Regions from separate parts of the Homo sapiens genome. Here region 1 is linked to region 2. Evidence: chromatin loops called from intact Hi-C (ENCODE). Cell type or tissue: heart left ventricle. All regions are shown on one strand. Each heading gives the region's core, and the rest is flanking DNA. Links, peaks and the distances in the headings are about the cores only.

Evidence for each region. Hi-C counts contacts between places; a loop is a spot of excess contacts. Peaks named below come from ENCODE experiments on the same cell type or tissue, not always from the same donor. Only the 100,000 strongest peaks of a DNase experiment are listed, where the experiment ranks them.
Region 1: a loop joins it to region 2, with 5 times the contacts of the local background. A loop is called at or near these places in 31 of 110 quality-filtered maps.

The regions. Positions count from the first base shown.
Region 1 is chr9:19,912,870-19,918,257 of GRCh38, forward strand. It overlaps a transcript of SLC24A2 not described here. Among named protein-coding and RNA genes, the nearest start is that of SLC24A2, 130 kb to the left of the region's middle. In heart left ventricle, for the core only: no CTCF peak of the experiment used is centred there; no DNase peak of the experiment used is centred there.
Region 2 is chr9:19,468,985-19,474,372 of GRCh38, forward strand. LOC105375988 (a long non-coding RNA gene) reads left to right here and starts at 1,118. Exons shown (of 7, transcript XR_007061431.1): 1 at 1,118-1,516. In heart left ventricle, for the core only: a CTCF peak has its summit at 3,006 (motif pointing right); a DNase peak (open chromatin) is centred at 3,027; H3K4me3 peaks cover 637 bases.

The DNA of each region.
Region 1 (5,388 bases), core at 130-5,129, 440 kb after region 2:
TGACATACAGAAACATTATATCCAACTTTTCCCTCAACTTACAGGCTTGTGAAACTATCAACAAATCATTTGTAAAAATTTAAATGAACCTGATCTCCATTTATTAATATTCTCTCCTTCTTCAAAGCCTATGACTCAGGTCTCCTGGTTTTCTTTATATCTCTCTGACAATTACCTCTCTAATTCATTGGCTATTTCTCTATTTTTCTTAGCCCAGTTTCTATCACTTCTACATTCTCACATCATTTTACATACTCTTCCCAGGTCGTCTCATCTAAATTGAAGAATTCAACCACTATCTATTTGCTAATGACTCCAAGATCTATGACCAGTTTTTCCAAAATATAGGCCCCATATTCTCATCTACACCTGAATGTTTGGCTGCAGGCTTATACCAGAGATACCAGTCATTTTTTTGTTTGCCAACATTCCCTTCTTAGAGACGTGCCCACATCCCATAAAGAGTAGTCACATAAATCACTCTGACTTCATCCCTCAGGCCATAGCTGACTTGGCCAGAGTGGATATCTCATCCAAGCTAGTCCAGTCAGATTCCCTTGTGTGGGAATCAATCACCTCCATCTGTAAGGTGATTTAGGGCTTGGAATTGTGTCCTGAGGATAAATAAGCAGAGAAAGCCAGTATACAGGGAGAATCCAGAGATTAGGGCAGACATGCAAAGGGAAGCAAAGCAAAGGACATCGTGATTTCAGAAAGATAGAGATGGAGTAGGTGGCTGCCTGAGAATTTTCCAGTGCCAGCAAGCCTATGCTTTATTGCTTTCATTGTATTTCATGAGATTAACCATCCTTTATCAAATACAATTTGAAAACCTACTTTATGCCAGGAACTTTGCTAGGTATAAGAGAAATTTTGTTGAATAAGGAAACCATGGTCTATGACTCCACAAATCTACATTTGAATGCCTTCTCACAGTAAATTCTTGTTTCCTTGCATTTACTTGAGTGTGTTTCTTGCATTCCATCAATCCATACTTAATTCTTTTTTTTCTTTTTTTAATTTTTGTTTTCCTGGGTAAGCACTTAATTCTTACTGTATCCCAAACCAACCTCATCTTCCTCACTATGCCAGCTCCTTCTCCAAAAAACCTACAATCTTGATCAGCGGTGGTATGCCCAATCTTGATTAACTGGGTAGTATGCCCAGTTTTCAAAACCAGAAACCTCACAGTTGCCCTTTGTTCCTCCTCTGCTTCACTACATATCTAGTCCGTTACCAAATACTTTGGGTTCTACCTCAAAATGCGCTTCCTTTCAGATCTTACTTTTTGTCCTTACTTTTATCTTGTCCAGGGTTAGATTCTTGACACCTGCCACTTGAGTGTTTCAACCACCTCCTGTCAGATCTACCTGTTGAATATCTCCCTACACAGCTCATCCTCCATGATGTCATCAGACCTCTTCCTAGGATCCATACTGGATCTTGACACATGCCTCCTAAACATGTCCACTGGCTTTCCATTATCACGAAAATAAAACCCATACACCTTATACAAAAGACCCTACTTGATCTGGTCCAAATTCCTCTCAATTGCTCTCTCCCACAACTTGTATTCCAGTGATTTCCAGTCACTAAACATGTAGCATTTTCTGAGTTTGCTCATTTTTAATAATATACATTTCCTTCTGTCTAAAAAGGCTATCCTCAGGTCTTGGCCTGGCAAAGTCATCTTTTAAGACCAGCTCAAATATCATCTATTCTGAGCCAGGCAGAGGACATGTTCTCTTAAGGCATTCTGTTCACCCCTCTGGCATAATCTAGCCGAGAGTGACAAGAGATTACGATAATAATCCCTTATGACCTTGCCTTGTTGTTAACAAAGTTATCTCGTTTGAACCATATAATGACTCAGATGAGGCAAGAAGGCATCCCATTTCATAGATGAGAAAATGGGCTCAAGACAGCAAGTATCCTCCCCAGTGTCATGTGGACAGGATGGGATCCAGATTTTGTAGCCAGAATCTGGCCACATAAAAGATCTGAGCTGAGGTGCTTCAGGAGTTCTGCACACATTTGATTTGTATTTTATTTTAAAACATGTATTTTAATAATTTAAAAAAAAGATTGATATAAAAGTCACCATTTTAGCCATTTTAAAGTGTGCAATCTAATAGTTTTTAGTATATTCACAATGTCGTACAACTGTTACCATTAAGTAACTCCAGAATATTCCCATCACTCCCAAAAGAAACCCTATACCTCCCAATCCCATCCTCTACCTGCCCTTGGCAACTACTTTTGTCACTATGAATTTACCTATTTTGGATATTTCACATGAATGAAGTTATATAATATGTGACCCTTTTTTGTCTGGCTTCTTTCCTTAGCATAATGTTTTCAAGTCTCATATATGGTGTAGCATGTATCAGCGCTTCGTTCTTTTTTATTGCCTAATAATATTTCATTGCATGAATATACCACATTTTGTTTATCCATTCATCAATTGATAGACATTTGGGTTGTTTCCACTTTTTGGCTCTTGTGAATAATGTCCCTATGAACATTCCGGTACAAGCTTTTGTGTGAACATATATTTTCAATTCTCTTGGGCATATACCTAGGTATAGAATTGTAGGGTCATACGGCAAATCTTTAACTTTTGAGGGATTGCCAAACTTTTTCCAGAGCACTGCACCATTTAATAATATATTCCCACCAGCAATATATTAAAGGTTCCAATTTATCCATATCCTTACCAACAGTTATTTTCTTGGCTTATTATTATGATGATGATAGTAGTTCTAGTAGGTATGAAGTAGCATCTCATTGTGGTTTCTTATTTGCCTTTTTCTAATTCCTAATGAGCATCTGTTCACATACTTATCAGCCATTTGCATATCTTCTTTGGAGAACTATCTATTCACATTCTTTGTCCATCTTTTAATTGGGTTATTTACCTTATTCTTGAGTTTTGTGAGGTTCTTTATATATTCTGGATATATATGATATATTATTTGCACAAATTTTCTTATATTCTCTGGGTCATCTTTTCCCTTTTTTGATAGTTTCCTTTTATACATAGAAGGTTTTAAGTCCAATTATTTATTTATTGTGCTTTTGATGTCATATTTTAAAAACTGTTGCCTAACCAAAGGTCATAAAGCTATATCACAGCTATATTTTCTTCTAAGAGTTTTACAGGTTTAGCACTTATATTTTGGTAAGCCTTAGATCCGTTAGAGATAATTTCTATAAATGGTGTGAGGTAGAGGTCCAAATCACTCTTTGCATGTGAATATTCAGGTAACCTGGGATCATATATTGAAAAGACTATTCTTTCCTCATTTAGTGGTCTTGGAATCCTTGCAAAACATTTATTGACCATACATGTATGGTTTATTTCTGGACACTCAACTCTATTCCATTGGTATATATGTCTATACTTATGCCAGTACCATGTCGTTTTGATTACTACAGCTTTGTAGGAAGTTTTGAAACTGAGAAGTGCGAGTCCTCCAACTTTGTTCTTATTTACTTCAATAATTTAAAAGCATGTGTACATCTTCTTCTAAAAATTTTTTTAAAGTACTATGTGCTTATTTTACACAAGTTAAAAATTTACCTAAGAATTTAAGATAAAAATGAAGGCAGAAGGCAGATATTGTCAACTCACTGTCAACATTTTGAAGCATTTCCTTCCACTTTTACAAATGTGTCTGTATGTACATCTAAGTAAATAAATAATACACATTTTCATATTTATGGAAACTGAAATGCATAGTTTTATATCTGCTTTTTTCCACTTAGCATTATATTGGGAGCAATTTTCCAGATTATTAAATATTCCTGGAAAATGTCATTTTTACAGCTGCATTCTATTATATGGATGTATAATAGTCACTTCTCTAGAGCTGGACACGTAGGCTATTTCTAGTGTTTTTCTGGCGTAAATGTTGATGTAATAAACTTGCTTATATGTCTTTTTGTGCATGTTTAACATCCTTCTTAGGATAGATGCTATAAGTAGAATCACTGGGTCAAAAATTTTAAGAATTTTAAGAATCTTGATTTTTATGGTTAAATTCTGTACCATTCCTAATGAGTTATATGAATTCCAAGTTCTTTATGTATAGGTGCAAATAACTTACCTGTTTTTTTTTTTTTTTTTTTTTTGTGCCTACATTTAATTTTGGTAATTAAATATTTTGACTTATGGAAGCTTCAGATTTTCCTTGAAATTATATCTTCTAAGTTTTTATTCTTATTTTAATTTTGTATTTTCTTTAACTGCTTTTAGATTGGAATGTCCTTATTCACAAAGGGACCACAGACATTTATCTCCCTCTACTTTCAGGTTTTGTTTTGTTTTGATCTCACATAGCCATCTGAAATTTATTTTAATGTTATTTCTTTAGGAAATATCTAATTTGATTCTTTCCTGAATTTTTAGCCATAATATTTTCTTTGTTATGGTCTTAAAGTTTATATTTGGTAGAACTGATCTTGAGTTTTCTTTTTGTGTGGTTTTTTTTTTTTTGGCATTTAGTCTGCACTTTTGCCTCCAGATAAATTTTATTAGCACATTGTCAAATTTTTGAAAAATCTCACTGAGATTTGGATTGAGATGACATTAGACCTCTAAATTAATATGACATCTTTACAGTATTCATTTACCCATCCAGGAACATCATCAATCTCTCTATTTTTATGAATCACAGCCAGGTCTTGTGATTTTTTTTCATATGGATCATGCATATAAGCTTATCCCTCGGGTTTTCTGTGTGTCTTATTAAAATCATGAATAGAAACCTTTTGTTGTTTTTGTTGCTTTTCTACTTAAAACGTATTCTAACAAATACTTAACAAACGTTTCAATTTGTATTTTTGTCTCATATCTATATCTTGATAGTTTTTCAGTAGATGCTTTGGAGTTTTAAGATTATGTGATATTATTTGCTTATAGTTATTACGTTGTCTCTTCATTTCCAGTAACTACAAATGTGGCTTTTCTTTTTCAAATATTAGTAGAATATTTAGAACTTTAACAACAGTATTATATAAGTGTGGACAAAGGGAATACTTATTTTGTTCCTTTGGTAATGGCAATGCCTGTAGTGCTTGTTTTGCTATTAAGAGAATAACTATCTATTGGCTTAAGATAAATATTCTTCCTTGTATTAAGGAAGCATCCTTCTATTCCTGGTTTACTAAATTGTTTTTTTAAATACAAAATTTGAGTTGAACTTTATTACAATCTTGTCATTATCCTTCGAAATAATCATATTTTTCTTCTTCTAACAACTGACATTATGTGTGTGTGTGTGTGTGTGTGTGTGTGTGTATACATACACATATATGTATTTCCTAATATAAACCATCTTTACATTCCTGGGAACTATTTTATTTGGTTGTAGTATAGCGTTTATT
Region 2 (5,388 bases), core at 282-5,281:
TTAGTATTTTTCTTACTAAGTTGCAAGAACTTTTGGTAAGGAAGTGAGCCTTTTGAATACAGTATTTACTGCAAAATTTTCCCAGTTTCTTGTTTTTAAATTCTGGTTGTTATTATTATTGGTATTTAACACACAGATGTTGAAAGTTTTAAGTAGTCAAAACTGTTGACCTTTTCCTTAAGAACAGCAATTATCCAGGTGTGTGCCAGCCATCCAGGCATGAATGCCTCTGAAGTCCTTTTCAAGCATTGGCTTATTGAGTCCTCATAACAAGCCGAGGTAGGTACTACCACTGTGCCCATTTTATGATCAAGGCAGTGGCCCTGGGTACATTCCCCACCTAGCACATCCCCCGATGCCACATGCCCATTGGTCACAGAGGCTGAAAGATACCAATATCCTTTAAGGAGAGGCAGCAAATGAACATGCAAACGGGGACAGGCCTTGGGGCGAGGTGGGGACACAGAATCTCAGTGCTAGCCTCTGTAAAGTTTGAAACAGCCTTGCAGGGACTTCTGGTAAGCCAAACAGGGTGTGACATTCTGAGAACCACAGATAAGTTCTTTTACTTTCTTATACCCCATGGCCAGAAAAAACAGATAAGTTCTGAGGCCTACCTAGTCTGGAAGAAAAATAGGAAAGAAGTATTAACCAGAGCATTTCTTGATTCCAGATTCTCACTGCCTCAGCCTGGAGACCAGGATGGCACCCCCAAGTCCTTTCAAAGTCACCTGCAATGGAAACTCTCTTGCTTTTAGTTTTTCCCAGGACAGTCAGCCAACCAACCACTGGGTCTGGCAGGTTGTGCTGTGGAATAGAGGCTGGAGCCCTGATTTGAGCTTGCAGAGGACTGGTCCTGCCATGTAACAGCTTTGTGAGTTTGGGCACATGAAATTGCTTTGTAAACTACAAAGGGCTGTGTGTAAAAGCCTAAGGTGCCATGAATATCAGACTGGTGACAAGTGACCACCTTCCTGATGTAGATACTGAGGAGCATTTTTTTTTCTTTTTTACCATGCTTTCATCTGCAGCATTGTTTGATGACTGCCCCAAACCCTCCAAGTCAAGTGAATACTTCTGAGCAGGCTGTAAAATCCATCATTGGGCCACTTTTCTTCTTCCAAACTGTACACAACCCACACTGAATACCTGCTTCCCTCTAGGCCTGGGCACTTCTGTTCCCTTTGCCCAGCATACCTTTGTCCCTCCCCACATTTTCAACACTTGTACTTCTATTTTTCCCTTAGGACTTCATTCGTGTATCACCTCCTCCAGGAAGCATTCCCTGATAACACCCTGGCCACATCCCTGGAGGCTGGTTTATATGCCCTTCCTCTGTTTCCATAGTGACTTCTATTTTCTACTTACCATGAGGCACATCACACTGTATCTGTCTTTACCACTGGATACGTCTTGTTTATTCTTCTATTTGCAACGTTCTAGAATCCCTGAATATTTGACAACGTATGCTTTCCCTCTACCATATGGCATGAGTGAGACCAGGGTTGGAACAATGGTGCGTGCCTGTACAGTGGTATGATTTAAGCTACTTGCTTGGCCTCTCTGTGTTTGCATAAATGGAAGATGAGACTAATGATAACTGAGACTTAATATGGTAGCTGTGAGGACTATGAGAATCCACTGAGAGCGGAGTGAACCGTGCTTGGTACAGAATAGTGGTAGGATTATGGAATTCAAAACGAGGCAGCTGTTGTTGTCATCAGTGTATGGCTGGCCTGGATCCATGATACTGATGTGACACCATTATTTATATTGTGGGTCAGATTCCTCCATTCTTGTGGGTAAGTTCCATGAGGGAAGGTCTTTGTTCAGCTTACAGCTGTATCTCTGTAGCTTAGAATAGTGCCTGGAACATAACGGGCAGTTGGTAAATGCTGGTTGAATGAGTGAATGAATGAGGTACCAAGAGACCCCATGGGATGATTAATCTTGATGGCCAGTCCAGTGTCCCCTGGCGTCCAAGACTTCTTTTATGCCTTATAATCTGGCTAGTGTGTGTCTCCAAAGAGCCTTCATTTAGCCCAAACCAGAGGTTCCCAAACATTTTTACCAACTGTCTTCTTTATCATAAGTTTGAGGAAAAAGTTATTTCTCTTGAAGAGAAAGCAAGAAGGAAGAGAACGCCCTGTTTTAACCTCCAGTGCCAAACGCAGCCTGAAACACACACGCCCACACAGCTCCTGTTCTTGGGAGAGAGGCACGGTAAAGTGGCATCTGGAAAAAAAACCCAGTTCAAGCCAAATTTGTGTCAATCCCTTCTCTGTCAGCCTGTGCTTCCAAGCACGGTATACCAAGATGACAGTTCCACCCAGCTTTCTGCTTTTTCTTCTTTCCAAAGAGAACTTTGATTAAAAAGAATCTTAAGATGCCTGGAAAGAAATTTCTAGCCTACAGACCAGCATTGTCTATGATAACTTTCTGTGATGACGAAAATGCTCTGTAATGTGTGCTGCCACTAGTTACTTGTGGCTGTTGAGCACTTCAGGCTGGTGTGCCTGAAGAGCTGAGTTTTCAATGTAATTTTAATTAATTTAATTTAGATAGCCACATATGATTAACGGCTACGGAGCTGGGTGGACGGGACAGTGATGTGTGGCTGAGCGGAGAGGGCTGCAAAGGGGGTCTCAGATAGGGGTCTGACCCTGGAAGTCTTCTCTTGGCCCTTTCTGGGGGACTGGAATCAAGAAAAGGCCAAGAGCCTCTCAGTGCTTTTTAACATAGGTGCCCCTTGATCAGCTTAGAATAAGAAATGAGGTCACATTCCTTTTAATGTTCAAACCACATGACTTATGATAAGGGCGTCATGAGCCCTGATCATGCCTCACTTTCTTCTCTCACCGAGGGGGATCTCCCTCCTGGAAAAATCTCACACACTCCCTCCCTGGGGACTTCCTTGGTCCTGGGGCGGGCAGTGTCATTACTCTCATCACCAGGAGAGAAAATCAGGAATTCTCGTTCTCGGCTGCTACTGCCGCCTTGGTCACTAGGTGTCACCAGTGGTCCTGCAGCCCACCAAAAGGAAGGCGGCCACACCAGTTGGCAGGTCTGGGGACAAACCTGGAGGCTGCGGTGGAGGGAGAAGTTGGCTTCCTGAGGGGGTGAAACTGACACTCACAACCGTACTAGATGCACCAGATCAAGTGTCGTGGTGTGGGGGAACGTGGGCGATAGGGTTCTGGGACATTTGCCGTGTGACTGTGACCCGTGTGACCCGTTTTGGTCGTCTAAGGGAATAGTTTCTGCCTACATCCTGCTGAAAGAAGTGGCTTTTGGAATGCCTGCCCTCTTTCTCAATGGACCCCAGCAGGCAGCCCCCTTATGAAAGGGAATTGTTTGATGTCAGTGCTCATCCCAGAGCCTGAGTGCTTAATATTCCCCGTGGTCACCCACTTTTGAGGGAAAGTGGCTTCAAAGCAGGAGTGGTGACAGACCTGGCTCCTGGTCCCCACACTGCTGACCACTTCTGGTGTGACTCAACCTTCCATTCCCACCCCCAACTCCCGCCCAGCACCTGTACCAGAGAGAAAATAAGACCTGCTACACATTTTGGTAACTTTTTGCTCTTGACAGTAAAATAAGATTTTACTTTCCTGACAGCTCAGAGTATAGTAGGGGCTTAAATACTTGCTAGCTGACTGAATACTAGTTAGAGGGTTATTAATGTAGGTAGGGGAGAACTGCACTTTCTTTCCAAGTGAGATTCAATAATACGTATCTTGCCCCCAACTTCCTGGAGTCGGAAAGAGTATGGTTTCATTATAGCCTGGCCTCCAATCAGCTGTGTAATTGGGTATGTCACTTAATCCTTCTGAGCCTCAGTCTCCTCATATACAAAATTAGGGCGAAATCTAACTTTCAGATGGGGTGATGGTTAGTTTTATGTGTCAAATTGGCTGGATGATGGGGTTTCCAGATATTTGGTCAAACATTATTCTGATGTTTCTGTGAGGTAAGAGCATTTCTGGATGAGATTAAGGTTTAAATTAGTTAATATATATATTTTTTGAGATGGAGTTTCACTGTTTTTGCCCAGGCTGGAGTGCAATGGCATGATCTCGGCTCACTGCAATCTCTGCCTCCCAGGTTCCAGCCATTCTCATCCCCCTGAGTAGCTGGGATTATAGGCGCCTGCCATCATGCCCAGCCAATTTTTGTATTTTTAGTAGAGACAGGGTTTCACCATGTTGGCCAGGCTGGTCTTGAACTCCTGACCTCAGGTGATCCACCTGCCTCAGCCTCCGAAAGTGCTGGGGATATAGGGGTTAGCCACTGTACCTGGCCATGGATTTTTTTTTTTTTTTGAGACAGGGTCTCAATCTATTGCCCAGGCTGGAGTGCAATATGGTGATCATAGCTTGCTGCAGCCTTGAACTCCTGGGCTCAAGCAATCCTCCCACCTCGGCCTCCCAAGTAGTGGAGATTACAGGTGCATGCCACCGTGCCTGGCTAACTTTTTTATTTTGTTTTTTTTTTAGAGTTGGGGTCTTGCTATGTTTCCCAGGCTGGTCTTGAGCTCCTGACCCCAAGTGATCCTCCTGCCTTGACCTCCCAAAGTGCTGGGATTACAGGTGTGGGCTACCATGCCCAAATTGGTAGACTTTAAGTAAAGTAGGCTCCCTCCATAATGTGGGTAGGTCTCATCCAATCAGTGGAAGGCCAAAATAGAACAAAAGAAACTTTCTCCTACTTCTCTAGCAGATGGCTTCAGACTACATCTGCAACATCACCTCTTCCTGGTTCTACAGCAGATGGCCTTCAGGCTCAAACTGGAATATCAGTGACTGGCTGGGTCTCCAGTCTACTGGCCTTGACTGGAACTGCAGCATAGACTCTTCTGGGTCTCTAGGCTGCCAGCCCACTCCACAGATTTTGGACTTGCCCATTCTCCATAATTGTGTGAGCCAATTCCTTCTAATGAATCTCATCTATTCTTTTCTTTTCTTTTCTTTTCTTTTCTTTTCTTTTCTTTTCTTTTCTTTTCTTTTCTTTTCTTTTCTTTTCTTTTCTTTTCTTTTCTTTTCTTTTCTTTCTTTCCTCCCTCCCTTCCTTCCTCCCTTTCTCCCTTCCTCCCTTCCCTTCCTGTCTGTTTTGCTCTTGTTGCCCAGGCTGGAGTGCAATGGCATGATCTCATCTCACTGCAACCTCTGCCTCCTGGGTTCAAGTGATTCTCCTGCCTCAGCCTCCTGAGTAGCTGGGATTACGGGTGCTCACCACCATGCCCAGCCAATTTTTTTTTGTATTTTTGGTAGAGACAGGGCTTCACCATGTTTGCCAGGCTGGTCTTGAACTCCTGACCTCAGGTGATCCACCTGCCTTGGCCTCCCAAAGAGCTGCGATGACAGGCATGAGCCACTGTGCCCGGCCAGT